2 separate regions of the Homo sapiens genome follow, and region 1 is linked to region 2. The links are chromatin loops, found by intact Hi-C in ENCODE. Cell type or tissue: heart left ventricle. All regions are shown on one strand. Links, peaks and the distances in the headings refer to the core of each region. The heading gives the core; the rest is flanking DNA.

The links. A loop is a pair of places that touch in the nucleus more often than their neighbours do. Peaks named below come from ENCODE experiments on the same cell type or tissue, not always from the same donor. Only the 100,000 strongest peaks of a DNase experiment are listed, where the experiment ranks them.
Region 1: it touches region 2 in a loop (3-fold over the local background); 3 of 110 quality-filtered maps call a loop at or near these places.

Annotation. Positions count from the first base shown.
Region 1 is chr5:168,067,357-168,075,695 of GRCh38, reverse strand. The region is part of intron 9 of TENM2 (teneurin transmembrane protein 2); the gene reads right to left. Among named protein-coding and RNA genes, the nearest start is that of MIR12125, 94 kb to the left of the region's middle. In heart left ventricle, for the core only: no CTCF peak of the experiment used is centred there; no DNase peak of the experiment used is centred there; H3K27ac peaks cover 306 bases.
Region 2 is chr5:167,941,845-167,950,183 of GRCh38, reverse strand. The region is part of intron 5 of TENM2 (teneurin transmembrane protein 2); the gene reads right to left. It overlaps TENM2-AS3 (TENM2 antisense RNA 3), which reads left to right. Exons shown (of 3, transcript XR_941186.3): 2 at 1,266-1,368. Among named protein-coding and RNA genes, the nearest start is that of TENM2-AS3, 7.6 kb to the left of the region's middle. RefSeq lists an enhancer at 3,913-4,414. In heart left ventricle, for the core only: no CTCF peak of the experiment used is centred there; DNase peaks (open chromatin) are centred at 3,843 and 4,270; H3K27ac peaks cover 8,000 bases.

The DNA.
Region 1 (8,339 bases), core at 192-8,191, 130 kb before region 2:
TACAGATACAAACAACACCATGGGTGAATCTCACTGACATTCTGCGAGTGAAAGAAGGCAGACACAAGAGCACGTGATTCCTTGCATATGAAACTCTAGTGGAGACAAATCTAATCTCCAGTGACAGAAAGCAGATCAGTGGTTGCTTGGGCCTGGAGGTGAGGTTGGTGTGGGGCACAGGGGATCTGTTGGGTGGTGGCATTGTCCTCTATTATGGCTGTGGTGGTGCTTACTGAGGTGGATACAGTTTTCAGATTTTAGGGATCCAAGTGGACACTTAGAAAATGTGTGCATTGGTGCATGTTTTAGCAGCACAATTAGCAATTGCAAAAATATGGAACCAGCCCAAATCCCCATCAATCAACAAGTGGATAAAGAAAATGTGGTATATATATACCATGGAATACTACTCAGACATTAAAAGGAATGAAATAACGACATTCACAGCAACCTGAATGGAAATGGAGACCATTATTCTAAGTGAAGTAACTCAGGAATGGAAAACCAAACATTGTATGTTCTCACTCATAAGTGGGAGCTGAGCTTTGAGGACACAAAGGCATAAGAATGATACAATGGACTTTGGGGCCTCAGGGGAAAGGGTGGAAGCGGGGTGAGGGATAAAAAAACTACACATTGGGTACAGTGTACACTGCTTGGGTGATGGGTGCACCAAAATCTCAGAAATCACCACTAAAGAACTTATTCACGGAACCAAACACCACCTGTTAGCCAAAATCTGTTGAAATAAATTTTTAAAAGTGTACATTGGGTAGTTTTAACATTATACCTAAATTAAGTTGATTTAAGAAAAATAAAGCATAAAGCATGAAGGAGGATTCTGTTGTAGATTCGCTTGTCAGGAAAGGGCTTATGGAGGCATGAGGAGTAAAAACGTCAGGGGGAGCCACCTGAAATATCTGGGGGATGATTCCAGGAAGAGAAGACATCCGGTGCAAAATGTTCGGAGGCAGAATGAGCTTGACAGGGCTGAGGGAGAGCAAGTGAGCTGATGTGGTGGAGTCCAGGGAGTGAGGAGGAGACTGGTGGTTAACCAGACTGCAGAGGGACTGGCCAGCCACAGAGATGATCTTCTGTCAGCTGTTTACTGAACACCTACGGTGGACGGCCAAAGCTGTGAGTGATGGAGACACAGCAGAGAATAGAACAGCTGCTGTCCTTCTGGAGCTGATATTCTAGAACAACTTCAGATTTTTCCCTTTGCATGACGGGAGGCCAGTGGAGGGTTTCAGAGGCTGAAAAGATGAGACCAGAGCCTGTTTTTGTCATAATAGGAAAGCATCTTGCCTGGTGTGTTTCCTGGTTCCTATGAAGGCCCTCTGGGGTTGGCAGGGGCTTTGGTGGTTTGCTGGTTGAAGATAAGCAGATTATGGGTTCTGCCAAATTTCCTCCCTCCATATATCAAGCCTAAAATTGTGGTTTTCAAGTTCCAAAGGAGTATATTTTGAATGTCTCTGGTATGGGAGGGGGGTGATGTAGGGGAAATGAAAAATGAATAGAAAAGGGTAAAGTGTCTCAACGGAAGGATAAGGTAATATGATCACTATGAATATTTGGCACATTCCAGCAGCCCTTCTCAGAGCTGTTTCAGAATGGGATTCCCAACAGAAACAGTAACGAGGCTGGGCCAAACAAAGGCAGAGACAATTCATTTCCTGATAGGTGAACGAGTTCCCTGGAAATTCCAGGACAGGCATTGGTGCTAGTGTCCACTAGCCACATGAGGGCAGGGCTAGCTCTGCCCTGTCCCTGGCTGCAGCCCCTTGGCATGTCGCATATAGGTGCTCAGTAAATGTTGGCTGAATACAACGTGATGGCCTGCCTCTGGCAGAATGTGCATCTGTCTGAACACAGGGTCTCCTTCAGGGAATGTTGACCCTTCTCACATGAAATTTCTGAGAACAGGGGAAACAGTTAGAAACCGTAAGTCTCGATCTGTTATTTTCAACAAGATTTTCCCCAGGTACGTGAAAGTGTGCATTCCCAGTTAGAAGGGTAACCCATAGCTTGAGGGCTTTTATGTAACATGTGTTCCTAGCTGGAGTTGTGTACACAGCTGCAAATATGCAACAACTCAACACAGGGACAGCCATTAAACTTCCAGAGGGGCTGCCCCCCTAGGTCACTCTTGCTCTGTCGGAGCGTGTTCTAAAAGGAAAAGGTATGTCCCCATTAGCGAAGAGTGACTAAAGCAAAGCAGAGTTTCGGTCAATTGTTAAATGAAGCTTCAACACAGCCCACACAACAAGGCATGTCTTGGTTTGCCCTCTGCTTAGAAAGGCCCTCTCTTGTCTTTCTCCTTGCCTGCTTAACTCACCCTCAAAGATTCACCTTGTGTAGCCTCTCCTCCAGGAGGCTGCCCTAAAATCCCTCACAGGTTAAAAGTGGTGGCCAACTTTTATGCTCCCAAGCCTCCTGTATCCAACCCTCTAGTAATAACAATAGCTGATATTTGTTGAACATGTTATGTGAGGGACAGGAACAGATCATGTAAATGACATACGGTAGTGGCTCCAGGAAACATACAAGAGCATAGTGCTAGCAGGGTAAATGTTATTCCAAATCTCCCATCCCATGAAGAGCTGTGCTTGGGCTGCACACAGGTAGATGCAGTGTGCACTGTGTCCCCTGGAGAGGCACCCCAAACCTCTGCTACCTCTCATATTCATAGAAGGATGGGGAGGAGACAGGAATCACTTGACTGAGGAGGAAGACTCTGAGCTCTGCAGTCTATACTAGAGTCTCGACAACCAGCTGAAGCGCAGTTTGCATATCAGTATTGGTGTCGGCCAGCATCCTTGCTGTTCCCCCTGCAGAGCCGCCTTGTTGCTAGGCTACCTGAGAGTGCGCTATAAGTGTTGTAGGCCAGTTAGATTGATTGATTCATCTCCATGGGGTGCTTACCATTTCCTGGGCATTATCTCATTTATTCTTACAACAGCCTGATGAGGTATAGTCCTCATTTTCTGGATGTTGAAACTAAATCTAGAGACTCATCCGGAAACACTTCATAGGAGAGATAAGATTCAAACCCAGACCAGGATGATCGTAGAGTGTCAGCTCTTATCCTCCACTCTGGACTGCATCTCACGACCCTCCCTACTTGATGTTGCCATCATTTCTTAACTTGTCAGGTCTCCATCTCCTTAAAGGCAGAGCCGATGCTTTTAATCACTGTATCCCCAGTACAGACATTCAATGAGTATTTGTTGAGGGCATGAATGGATTGATTTTATATTTCATCTTCTCACGAGGTCATGCCCTCATCATGCTGCCTTTTGATCCAACCCAAGAGAAGGGTAGAAGGTATTGCTCTGAAGACCAAGCGAGCCATAATGTTGACCTCACAGAGCCTTGGGGTCAAGGTCAGCGAAATTGATGAGCATTTCAAGGCTATTCCAAGGTGCACAAAGGCTGCACCATAGGGCCAGAAGAATGAATGTTTTACCTCTCAGTGCCTTGCTGATGTGATTTCTTATTTACTGCACATTCCCATCTAATTGTCTTTAGCAATGGTTTATCAAATGTCACATTTGGCTCCTTGTCCTCCCAAGATCAATAGGAGGGCCCAATGTGGGCTGGCTGTGAAAATATATCAAACATATCACCAAGAAGAGGGAGCAAACTGGGGGTGTGTCCAGTCACAAAATGACTTCCCAAGCCCTAACGAGGAACAGAAACACAGGCACTGCGCAGCTTCTCTTGAAGCATGAGCTGCACCTTTCACCAGGCTGGAATGTAACTTTGCACAAGTTTTCAGCTCTGAGTTCTGCTCTCTCATACCCAAAGTGGGAATAATAAAAGTCCCCACCCCTGAGGGGCACTGTGAGTTCGGCTCGGCTCATAGTAAGCACTCAATTAATGTGAGCTGCTCTCATGGTTATTATTGTTATTATAACACCTTGATGTATTGTAAATCCTTTGAGCTGGCAATTCCACTCCAAGAATTCATCACAAGGAAATTATTAAAAAATATAAGAACATAGACCTGAAAGAATGTTTACTGTAGAATGATTTATCATATTGAAAAAGGAGGATTGCTTGAAAAAAATTTTATTCAAGACAATGGACTATTTTGAGGCATTTAAAATGAGTTTATAGAAAAATATTCAGACTTGGAAAGATGTCCTCCATCTATTATTAAGCAAAGACTCAGGGTAAAAATAGTTTGTGTGTGGTATGATCCTGTGTTTATAAAAATGATGACTATATGTGAACAGAAAACAGTCTGGAAAATATACTAAAAAATGTTAATGTTTTCTGTTTTTCCTATCATCACCATGTCTTACTTTATAATGAGAAAAACAAAAATAAAAGTTATCTTTAAAAAAATTGAAATCTGTTTTGTTTGTTTGGGGTTGTGTGTCATGAATGCTTTGAAACCATAATAATAATAGCTTACACCATTTCTATGTGCCAGCATGAATCTAAGTGCTTTATAAAGATTATTTCATTTACATCCAATATTGATTGCTCTGAGCACATAATATCACCTCTGGTTTATAGATGAGGTAACTGAGGCACAGAAAGGCTGAATGACTTGCCCAAGGTCATACAGCTTGGAAGTATTGGAGGCTGGAGTTCAGAGTCAGATAGTTTGGACTGGTCTACACTCCTTCTGCCCAGGCTCTCCAGCTGTTCCTGTCTGGAACAACAGCAGTTCCACAGCAGTTTCTTTCTCTTTCTCTTTTCCTTTCCCTTTCCCTTTCCCTTCCTTTCCTTTCCTTTCCTTCTTTCTGTAACAGCAGCACTTCCACAGTGGTTTCTTTTTCTTTTTCTTTTCTCTTCTTCCTTTCTTTCTTCCCTCCCGTCCTTCCTTCCTTCCTCTCTTTTTCTTTTTCTTCTTTCTTTTTTTCTCTCTCTCTCTCTCTCTCTCTCTCTTTCTTTCTTTCTGACAGGATCTCACTCTTTTGCCCAGGCTGGAGTGGCACAATCAGGGCACACTGCAGCCTTGACCTCCTGGGCTCAAGCAATCCTCCCATCTCAGCCTCCCAAGTAGCTGGGACTATGGGCAGATACCACCATACATGGATAATTAATTTTTTTTTTTTTTTTTGGTAGAGATGAAGTCTCACTTTGCTGTCCAGGGCGGTCTTGATATCCTGGGCTCAAGTGTTCCTCCTGCCTTGATTTCCCAAGTGCCAGGATTATAGGCATGTGCCACCACAGCTGGCCTAAAGTTTACTTTCTAAATAAGTATTTAGATATTTTAAAAATTATAATTCAACCCCACACTGACTTGATTTATATGGTAGGATCTAGTTATCTGGGAATCACTGGAATTCGTAAGAGGCCACTTATAATGAATACACTTAACGAATGGAAAAATGTTTGATTAGAACTTTATCTTGGAAAAGGAAACCCTGCCAAAAAGTTTATTTTATATCATATTTAGGGAAATTCAGGTTATATTTGCAACTATGCTCTAGTTGTGAGAATGAACACTGAATTTTCATACGTACACAAAAACATGTAAGCACACATTTCGTTCTATCAGCTTCATCGATAGCAAAACACATGCTGTTTTTAGAGATGTCAAAAGAGGAGCATTTTATGCATCTTAGAATCAATGAAACACACAGGACAGTGCAGCATCACTTAGTTTGACAAGTGCAACATAATCAAAAAGAGCATTTCTGTAAGCAGATGGGATATCTTCATCAAATTTCCCAGGATCTCTCTTTACGTTTTTTATAATCACCCTCTTTGATGTGCCGATCTTATCACCTTCTTTGTTAATTTTCTCTGCCTCCGTGTTTAACTGTGCTACCCTCAGCCAGATCCATATTTACCAAGGCTTTCCTCTGACACGTTCAAGAAGATCCCCACCACCATTCTCCTTGACTTGATAAAATTCCTGTTTTTGGCAGCAGGTGTAATTTTACTCCGTAAACTATTGTGTTTACGTTGTACTGTAGATGCTCCTAGAAATGACTGAGCACCAGAGAGAAAGAAGATGAAGGTGTCTGGCTGCTAGATGCACATCCCAGCTTTGAGCCCATAACCTCTGTCTCAGTTCTTCCATCTGTAAAAGGGGACTGCCACTAATGCTACCTAGCTCATATGGTGTTGTGAAGATAAAACAAGATAATGCACATGGAACAATCAGTCCCTGTTACATTGTGGCCCTCAGATAGTGCTGGCTATTATTCCAAGTGGGTTTAGACATCATGTTAAATGGAGAGGGATCTCTGAGTGCAGGACATTTTTATAAGAGCTCGGATGAATGATTAATGAATATTGTTGTCTCAGAACAACTTTAGCTTCCCTACAAAGCATCCTTACTGAGAGGGGCTTCAATGAACATTTTAGAAGCCATTAATTTTTGCAAAGATCTTGGAATAAAGCTTTTCCTAACATCTCTGAGCATACATTGAACTTCTGTAACTGTCGTTTATCAGGAAGCTTAAAGATCTGTACTAGGCTTTCTTTGAATCCAGGCCGATGTGTGTCTGCTCAGATAAAGTCATACAAGCAATTGCACTGATGGATACTGTTCAACGAAATGCCAGGCAGAGCAGAGGCACATGTTTGATTCAGGATGTAAAATCAGGAGTGGAATTCCAAATGAATGTGTAATATGTCCCATAATGGTGATTTTTTTTCAAATAAGGAGAGTTTCAAAGCTTGGGTGCAAATCCCCTTTTTTTATATCTAAGGCAAGGGACGTGCCTCTCAAAATTGCACAAAAACACAAAGTATATAAATGGAATCTTGAGAAAGTGATTGGAATTACAGGTGTCATCTGTATCCTCTCTTTGTTTTACTGAAAATAGACTCAACATTGTTACAGATTCACTTATTACACACACACACACACACACACACAAACACACAGAGATTACAGAAATTAAGAGAAGTATAAAAGATACCCATATTACAACCACTCAAATGAATAAATGTTAAGATTTTGTGGAATTATATCCAGTCTGTGTGTGTGTATGTTGGAGATTGGGGGATGGGGGACTTGCCTTTCCTTTAGTATGTTTTTTTCGATAAAAGTAAGTACTCCTAAAACCTAATTCCCAGTCCTATTCTTCTTGACTGTTCCTAGAGGTGACCACTCTCATGGGTTTAGTCTCTCTCTCTCCCTCTGGATATATATCCACACATATATATTTATACATGTGATTTATTAATACACAAACATACATATACAGAGATTAACATGATAATACTAAACATGGATTTGAACTGTAAACTCTATGGTAACAAAACTATCACTTTCGTCTTTTTATATACAGGGTTCTATATAAGATTTCACTTGAGGATAAAGGTCCTTTGCTTAGAAAGTTTGCAAACTCCTGAATTACAGCACCTCCAAGACTCTCCTCTGTCTAAATATGTGATTTGGTGCTGCCCGTCTGAACTCATTCCTGTTTTCTCTGTTGCTGCCTTCTCTCTCAGTTCCATGAACTCAAGCCTTGTCCTTCTTGTAAAACATCCATGGTGCCCTCCTGTGCACCCTTCACACCGGTTCTCTTTCCAGACTCAAGCATGCCATGAGATTTCTCCTTGCTCTGCTCAGTAGCTGTCCAGGAGGGTGCCCACTGACTCAGATGGCAGTTTCAGTTCCTGTCTCCTGTTAGGATGCCACCAGCTAACCAGAAGGGGTCTGTCCAGAAAGTCCTTTCCAAAAGCACTTTCAGTCCAGTTCAGAAGAAACCAAGGTTCTCTTGGTTTCACACAATCGTTCTCTACAGCTCGAGCTCCTTTGGAAAGGAAGGTTCTGAAAAACATGCCTGTAAAGATCTGGCTTCCTCCAAAATGAAATGAAACTTCGTATCAGGGGCTTCTGCAAAGCGCGATTTGATGTGCTATGCAAGCTGACAGCCAAACCCTGGCATTGCCTCCACATTTCAGCTCCATGTGAAAGGTGAGGCCCAGTGGAGCCTATGTGACTAGTCAATGGGCACTGAGAGGGTAAAGAGAGAGTGGCAAGATGACAGAGCCAAGGAGCTCCAAACAGCCAGGCACCCCAGCATCCCAGGAACACAGTTAGTCCCACATCTAATTGAAACCATGTGCAGGTTTGCTTACTTAGGCAAGAAAGAAGGGGACAAGGAAAGACAGAGTTCATTTTCAAATGAGGATCTGAAATGAAAAGGAATAAACCTGAACTGGCAAAGACTAATACCACTAATCACCATCTATAAATCTGCTTTTAAAAAATGTCATTAGGGGAATTCCGCTGATAAGGACAAATAGAAATGTTGGCTCAACTCATTTTATCTTGGTCCACATATGCCCAATCTGCCATATTTGCATTTATTTGGTATGATCATGGGACAATTTGTGGTCTCTTAAACTGTTCCTCC
Region 2 (8,339 bases), core at 303-8,302:
GAATTGGGAGTTTTCCAGTTAACTAGAAGAGAGGTCAAGTTCTCTTTTCATTTATCCTAATGAGAAAGCCTAGAGCTTCCTGGGGGAAATGGAGAAGGAAGAGTAAGGGAAGATGGAAGAATACTTAATTCTCCGCTCACCCAGCCCTCCTATAAAGCAAGATGATATTTCATTGCAGATAGATCAAATTATTGACAGCAACAAAAACAAAAATTATCCAGCGTTCTCGGTATTGGAAGACATTCTCCTCCTAACTGTTGCTCATTTTCACCACGGCATTGATTATATTTGCTCATTTGTCTATCTATCCTGCAGTCATATTTCCCAACGAGGTGCAGGAGACAGAAGGAAAAGACAATTACAATACAGAGTGGTAAATGTGACCCCTGGGATATATACAGAGGAATGTGGGAACATCTAGGAGGGGCATTTAGCTAGAGGTTAGGAGATAAAATCTACAGAACTGGGTTCAAGAATTGAGTCTGCCACTTTCTAGTTGTGTGAACCTGGGCGTGCTACCTCATTTCTTTCATTCTCAGCTTACTCATCTGCCAACTGGTGAAAACAGCAGTAACTACCCGCTAAGGTTGCTGTGAAAGTTAGAGAGGAAGGATGAATGTAAAGTGCTAAGCATGCTGCCTGATGGTTGGCAAGTCCCCGAAAACCAAGTGTAGAGAACAGTGATGGGTTCTTTCAGGGATGAAAGGATGGATAAGACATAACTGCAGCTCTCAGGGACCCCAGATTTGAGTAGGAAAATTAAATCCAAATTTCATCTATCTAGGGCAGATGTCACAGACTGACAGCCCTCAAGCTGAATATTATCAAAAATTCAAAGTTGAGATTTTGCATAGTGTTCCAGATTTCTGACTTCTCTTGAAAGCAAAACCAAACCCAAAATATGGAGTCTGTATCCCCTCAAAACAACTGGATAGAGCTGAATGCTGTGAGGGGTGGGGTGGCTTATCTGATTTGCCATCAACCCTAGCGATCCCTGTTCTCGTAATTTAGCTGGCTGTATGTATTTATGTTACTGACGCCTAATAGTATGTTTTTGACTCCTAGTTTCACTCGGGTGCCTTGGTATTCAGTATCAGTAACGTACCTCTAGTATGAAGCACCTCTGCTACAACAAATGATCACAAGCACCTTTTTGCATTTATCACTTTTCACTACAGTCATCCAACACACTTGCTGGGTGGGAAGGTTTTCTGTTTCAAAAATGCAAACAATGCTGACAACATGCCCTCTTGCTTTCCAAAAAGCCAAAATACATGAAAAGCCCTTCTGTAAAGCAACTGATGTCTTCAACTTACTATGAAACGGAGATGAATAACTCAGCTTGATGAAGGAACCCTCATGTCCACTGTAAGTTCCATACATTTATTGGGTTTAATTAATGTGCATATTACTAAGAGCTCTTCTATTACATAAATATGAAATTACATAATAATGCAATTTAAACATAAGAAACTATATAAGGTAAATTCTTACACAGTATCAACCTAATCAGTATGCTATTAGTAGACAAAAGGCAACTGTCATTAAAATATTGGTGCTGACCTGACACTGCACCTGATTTACCTTCAGTCCAGAACCTGGAATTTATTTTTAGGTACTGCGTGGCTTTTAGTCCTAGGAAGAAGGAACTGTCTTATTGGCTCTTTACTAAAAACCAGGGGAGGTATAAGTAAGGTGCCTGGAAATGATAAGTGAATTTATAGACAAGATGTTTCCTGTATGTTTAAAAATCAAGGGCTTGAATGAGCACTGCTGTCTGTCCTGCTAAAGAATGGTCTGTGCTTCTGCGCTTTTAGATTTTCTGTGGGACAGTTGTTGCCAGTTGATTTTGAGAGGGATGCCAGTCACATAGTCTGTCCTTCCTAAATGCCTACCGGTTGGCAGTGAAACTTGAGAAAAATGAAGCAGTGCTTCTTTGTTGAGTAACGATACCAATTCCCATAAAGTCAGATGTGGGAAGTGAAAAACCTTGGCATATCAACTTTTGTGTTGACTCCATTAGAGTTGCTCACACGGCATGGGGAAACAATCAATGCCCACGTTTTAAACAACATATAAAGGAAGACTTTCAGGGGCTCTAAGGAAGAAATTGTTAATAATCGACTATTGTTGTTGCATTCTGCCTAAATAAACAGCTGGAGGACGTGTTTAGGTTGGGTCTACTTTTGCCAAGCATCGACAAATAGATGGGGTGGGAAAGCAGAGACAAATTAAACCAGGCTTGTCTTGCGCCATAGTCTTCACCAATTTTTCCTGGTGATTAGAAATGATGATAAAATATATGAAAGAAAAAAATAAAAGTCAGGGCCTGCCTAGCTGCTAATAAATCACTCATTCCTGGGAATGGCATGCCAATGGTTGGTCTTTAAAATTTTCAACTCCCTCAGACCCTCAGATGACAAATTAACCACAAACTCTTTGCCTTCTTCTCTTGAACCACCTTTTAGGGCAAGTTACATCTCAATAGCAATTTAAAGTTTCTAAAAGAGGAGATGGTGTTGGCAGAGACTTGAGAATCTCTGGTTGATGATAACTGGCACCAGGACACCCTGTTCAAATTTGACCTTGAATTGGCCAGAGGGAATTGGGGGTGAGGATTTTCAAGAATAACAGTGTCTGGTTAGATCCAAGGAGGACAGAGTCTGTTGCAGATGTTCAGGCTAGTGGTTGGCTTGAATCCCTGCTTGGCCACTGACCAGATGTGTGGACACTGGAAAGTGACATATTTTTCTTTCTGAGTCGTTCACTTGTAAAATGGATATAGTAATCTTACTTCTCATACATGATTGTTAGGAGAGTCAAATGGAAATATATTTTTAAGGAGCCTAGCACAATTCATGGTACATAGCAAGCTATTAACACATATTATTATGATTATTACTATTTGATATAATTAATCATTCTGATAATAGCAATGGCAGCTATAGCAACTATGACTCTGAGGAAAATGATTAGTACCTCCTAGGGCACTGTGGGCCCAACTTTTCCAAGTCCTTTGAAATGGCAGTTCTTGGAGGGGGATATTCAATGAACATGCGGCTGCATTTGGCTGCAAAATCATCAATCTCTGACCCCTCCACCTTCAAATTTGGCCAGCAGGAGGGCAGAGTGACTAAGTGACGTGGCCAGGAGCTATTAACAGATAGTCTCAAGAGTGTCTCTGTAAGAGCCCACAAAAATAAAACGGGATTCAGAACTGCTCCATTTCCATAAGCAAAACAATTGATGCTGATGATAACAAAACAATAATATTGTCCATGGCTGCCATGAGTTAAGTTCTCCCTGTGTGTCGGGTACTGTGCCAAGTGTTGTACATAAATCATTTCAATATATTCCCACTTACTCCTAGGAGACAGGTCACTTATCATGCCCATTTCACAGATCCAGTAAGTGAGGTTCAGAGAGGTTAAGTAATGCACCAGATGTCATATAGCTTAGTAAGTGGTAGAGCTGGCACACGATCCCAGGTCTCTTCCCCTCCCAGCTGTATGCAAAGGAACCCAAAACCAGAACACAGGCACACAGGGAGGAAACAGGTCCCCTGCCCTGGCTGATATATGCCTAGCAAATACAGAGGAAAACAGCCTGGACTCATTTCTTTGCACATTTGCTTAAATGGCAGAATCCAATCTTGTGAGAAACTGGAGGGAATCGCCCACCTCAAAGCTCTGCACCACCTCACGGATGCTGCTTGAATCAGGAGAAATAGGCCAGAACAGCCAAACTGCAGTGCAATCTCTTTCTATGCCTTCCCAAAGGCCCTCCCCAAACTTCCTTCACTGTGCTGCATCCCTGGCTCCCTAACCAGCGGCGTGAGGGGCAGCATGAGGAATGAGCAGCAATTAGGCCTGTCAGGGGCAGAACCAAGGGCACACTCCATCCCAGCTTGTCCTGTCCTGCTCTGACCTGAGGTACTTTGCCAAGAGCCCAGGGATGGAAGGAATAGGTCCAAATCCAGCCTCCTCCCATATTTGAAGAGATTTCCTTATTTGTCTCTAAGTACTGGGCATGTGGGACAATGACCTTGCTTCCTCCTTCTGTCTTAACACCTACAGAATGACTTATCTCCTAAAGAATGGACTTGCATTTTTTGTTATTGACACACATATGGTATGGCTGGCTTCACAGGGCAGGTGGCCTGTCTGCAGTCTTTCTTGGATCTGGTCACTGCTGTCGCAAGCTGCAGCTGCAGCTTTTCCACATTTCAGAGTGGAGGAGAAACAAGAAGGGGGATGAAGGAGTGAGTCAAGTTGTAGCCTCCTCCTCATCTCCCCAGCCGCTGGCTCCAGCTCTAGCCAGTGCCTCTGGCCTGGGTTGCACAGGCCTGTATCAGGGGGCTGTCCTTGAAGGAAGCACCCCGCTCAGCCTGAACAGAGGGCAGAGAAAGAAAGGGCTGTGCTTGCCTGTAAGGAATGATTTATAGCTCTCTTTCTTACACAAAATATATGACCTCAGAGAAAAACATTCCGAATGCATTCGCAATGACGCACAGATCAACACTGCATAGCGGAACACGGGAATTACAGTCACAAGGAGCAATCATTTGCAGGCTCAGAATTCAAAGTTTTCCTCCGCTCTGCCTACGTTCGTAAAGGACTAGGGTCGGCAGGGACATCTTAGATCACCTAAGTCCAATAGCTCCCATTTAGTAAGCACCAACTGTGTGATAAGCACTCTACATATTTCATCTTATTTAAAACTTACAATAACCTTTAAAGCACTTTAAAGAAGATATTGCTCTCCCCTTTAAAGATGAGGAGACTGAGGTGTGGGGAGGTTAAGTAACATAATTCTCTCTCCTTAAATTTTGTATTTAACTGTAACGTATCTGTGCCCCCCCCGGGTGCTTGATTTGCCCACTGCTTATATTTCTTTTGTAACGCTCAGCACATGGTTTTATATTATTTTTGGACTCTCCTGTGCTCTCCACTAGATCATGAGTGCCTCCATTAAAAACAGTCTGTCTCACTTGTCTGTATATCCCAGCATAAGGCTACAGTGCCTGGTATAAAACTAGTGGTGATGAATGAATGAATGAATGAACAAATCATGTCCCTGGGAGTTATATTTAGAGTCTCAGAGGACAGGGATCAGAGTAGATTTCTGCCTCTATCCCTAGAGCATTCTAGTTGATTGCTGGAATCAATGATGCCCTCCCACTTAATTCCCTCATTTCTGTTACCTCTAGGGCTCCTTTAACAGGGAGATGGCTAGACACAGAGGGAAGGTGACTTCAAACTCCTCCGTCTTTGTTTGTTTTTTGGTTGTTTTTCCTGGCACTTGCTGCCTGATCACCTCTTCTGCTTTTTTAAAATAACAGTTTTACTGAGATATCATACAATTCAGCTTTTAAAAGTATACATTTCAGTGTTACTTTAGTATATTCACCAAGATATGCAACTATCACCACTATCTAATTTTAGAACATTTTCATCACCCTCAAAGGATACAACATACCCATCAGCAGTCACGGCCCAGTCCCTTCCTCCCTCCCATAGCCTCTGGCAAATGTTAATCTACTCTCTGTTCCTATGGATGTGCCAATCCTGGACATTTCATGGAAATGGCAATTCCCTCTGTTTATTATAACCACGACATCTGTCTGTTGCAGAGCTCCATCAGAGCCAGTCAAAGTTCAATCTCAAACGGGGCACACTGCCTAGCACTTAAAAAGATCTTCCCCTGGCAACCTGAAGCAGGTCCCCTGCAGGCCTTTTTTTTTTTTTTGGCTGAGACCCTGCAGCTGCTGATATTCTTCAGATGGAGATTGTTAGGTGATGGCATTTGAGAACGAGTTGCACATGTGAATGTCTGAGGGCGAGCTGGGAATTTGTTCTAGCGGTTCAGGCATGGCTGTAATCACCTAGCCAGGCACAGGCAGGGACATTTGTGGGAGGGGAAACAAGAAAGGATAAGGGGACTCGAACTGGGTGCCAAGTCAGTAGCTGCCCTTGGGTTAAGAGCTTAATAGCTATTGTGAATTTGGGACCATCCCGCCCCAATAGGGCACGTTCTCACACATGAAGGGTCAGAAAGGGATTTTAATCGTAGGTGCCACATCATTTGACCATTGCCCCTATACTCATTCTTTGCCTTCCTAAATCATCAGGAAAGTATTACTTGAGATCAGCGTCATCTCCATTAGCTACTTTCCAAGTGACAAAGACAAAATAAAAAAGACCACTTGAAATATCTGAGAAGGACCCTTCTAAAGAGAAGATTTTATTACACAGTTACGTCTGAGCAGTGCCTATCTGAGCATTTCAGTAAATCTACATTACCCTAGGTATTTTGGCCTCCTCTGGGAGAGGAAAGCCTATCAGTAGAAAGTAATGATTTTGGGTTTTTCAATTGCCCTAAGGATCTTGACAATACTATTAAGACCCATGCACTCCCTGTCGAGAAGTTTAGGAGTGAAATTATTAATATGCCCAGACGTTATGTTGATTGTTGTGCTGTAGCAGAAAATACTCTTTCTGTTATGTGAGCAGCATTATCACTTTCCCAGGCAGAGAATTGCATCAAAAATTTAAACTCCTCTCATTCCAGCTCATCACATAGCTTTTCAAGGTCTTATTGTAAAATAGGCTGGGCAAAATTTGGATATTTCCCTACCCATGAAAGATAATATGTTTTTCAAAGACCAGGCTATTTTTTTAAAAAAGCCAAACCTCACAGTGGAATTCTTTTCCACTGAGATGCCATTCTTTAGGTCTTTAACTAGAATTTCCTGGGGGTGTATTTCATTCTTTTTTTCTCTCTCTCTTTGAGATGTTTACAGTGCTTTCCCCCAAACATAGAAAGATCAAAACAAAGATAAAATATAATTTTGATTTGAGATTGTGCCTCTGATGAACAGAATAATGGAAACAAACTCTGATCTACACCATTCATTAATACCAAGAGTGGCCGAAGCATACCAGTTAAATGGCAAGGATGGGATAAAGGTTCCTGGAGCATTTTCACTTCAAAGCTCAGCAGAATTATTTACTATCTGGGTGAACTTTTCCCAAAATCTCTCCTGGTACATGCCTTATAGGGCAAGGGAACAAAAGTTTCTCCATACTATATAAACAGAAGCCAGCTGAATGTCAGACCTTGAACTGCATCTGGTGTCACGTCAAGTAACAGCTGATGTCATGGGATGTAAAGACATATCGCTGGAGATATTTTCAGAACCCCCTTTTTGCCTTTAGAATGCACACACATACACACACGTACGCACCCACACAAGTAATTACCCAAGATAATCAAATATCTGGAGAAACATCCACTGCCTAAGACTACATGGCTCAACTACTGTCAGAGAGAGCACTCTCTGGATTTTGCTGGTAATTGTTTACTGGTTTCTTTCAAAGTTGTCTTGGAGTTGTCTTTACCTCCCAATTAAAATAAATCAGACCTCTCACAGTGCTCAAGACCTTTCTTATGATGTTGCATGAATGATGAGTAGAAGTACCCCGCTGCTGAGCAGGCTTAGAGGAGAAACCTCTCACCCTCACCTTGAAGATCCCCAGGATGCCACTAACTTTTAGAAAAAAACTGGGACCACCAGGAGGCCAGTGTGTTATCAGCCCTCAGTTTTGCAGTGGGAGGAAGAGGCATTGCCATAAGAATCACTGGGTCCCGGTGTGCTCCACTAGAAGAAAGGTTTCTTTCTAGCAAGGGTTCAGGAGGCCATTTCTAGGGCCTTTTCAGTCTTGAAAACATTGATCTCTCCAGTTTTGCCTGGAGGACTTCTGAAGTTAGACCACCAAAGTTCTGAGGTGCTTAACCTCTGTATCCTCATCTGTAAAAGGTGGTTAATAACAATTCCTAATTGGTAAAGAGAGTTAAATGAGATACTACGTTTAAAGTGCTCAGAAAATGCATCACACATAGAAGGCCCTCAGGAAATGTCAGCATTTATTTTCACCTGAATAGGCTAATTATTATTTATTTATTTACTTTTTTTGAGATGGGAGTCTCACTCTGTCACCCAGGCTGGAGTGCAGTGGCGCCATCTTGGCTTACTGCAACCTCTGCCTCCCAGGTTCATGCGATTCTCCTGCCTCAGCCTCCCGAGTAGCTGGGATTACAGGCACGTGTCACCACATCCGGCTAATTTTTGTATTTTTAGTAGAGATGGGGTTTCCCCGTGTTGGCCAGGCTGGTCTCAAACTCCTGACCTCAGGTGATCCTTTTGCCTTGACCTCCCAAAGTGCTGGGATTACAGGTGTGAGCCACTGTGCCTGGCCTGTTTTTTGAGATGTTGGAGAGAGGGGTGACACAGACCCTGTGATTTAGATTTTTGTGTGTGTTGTTTTTAAGAGGCAGAG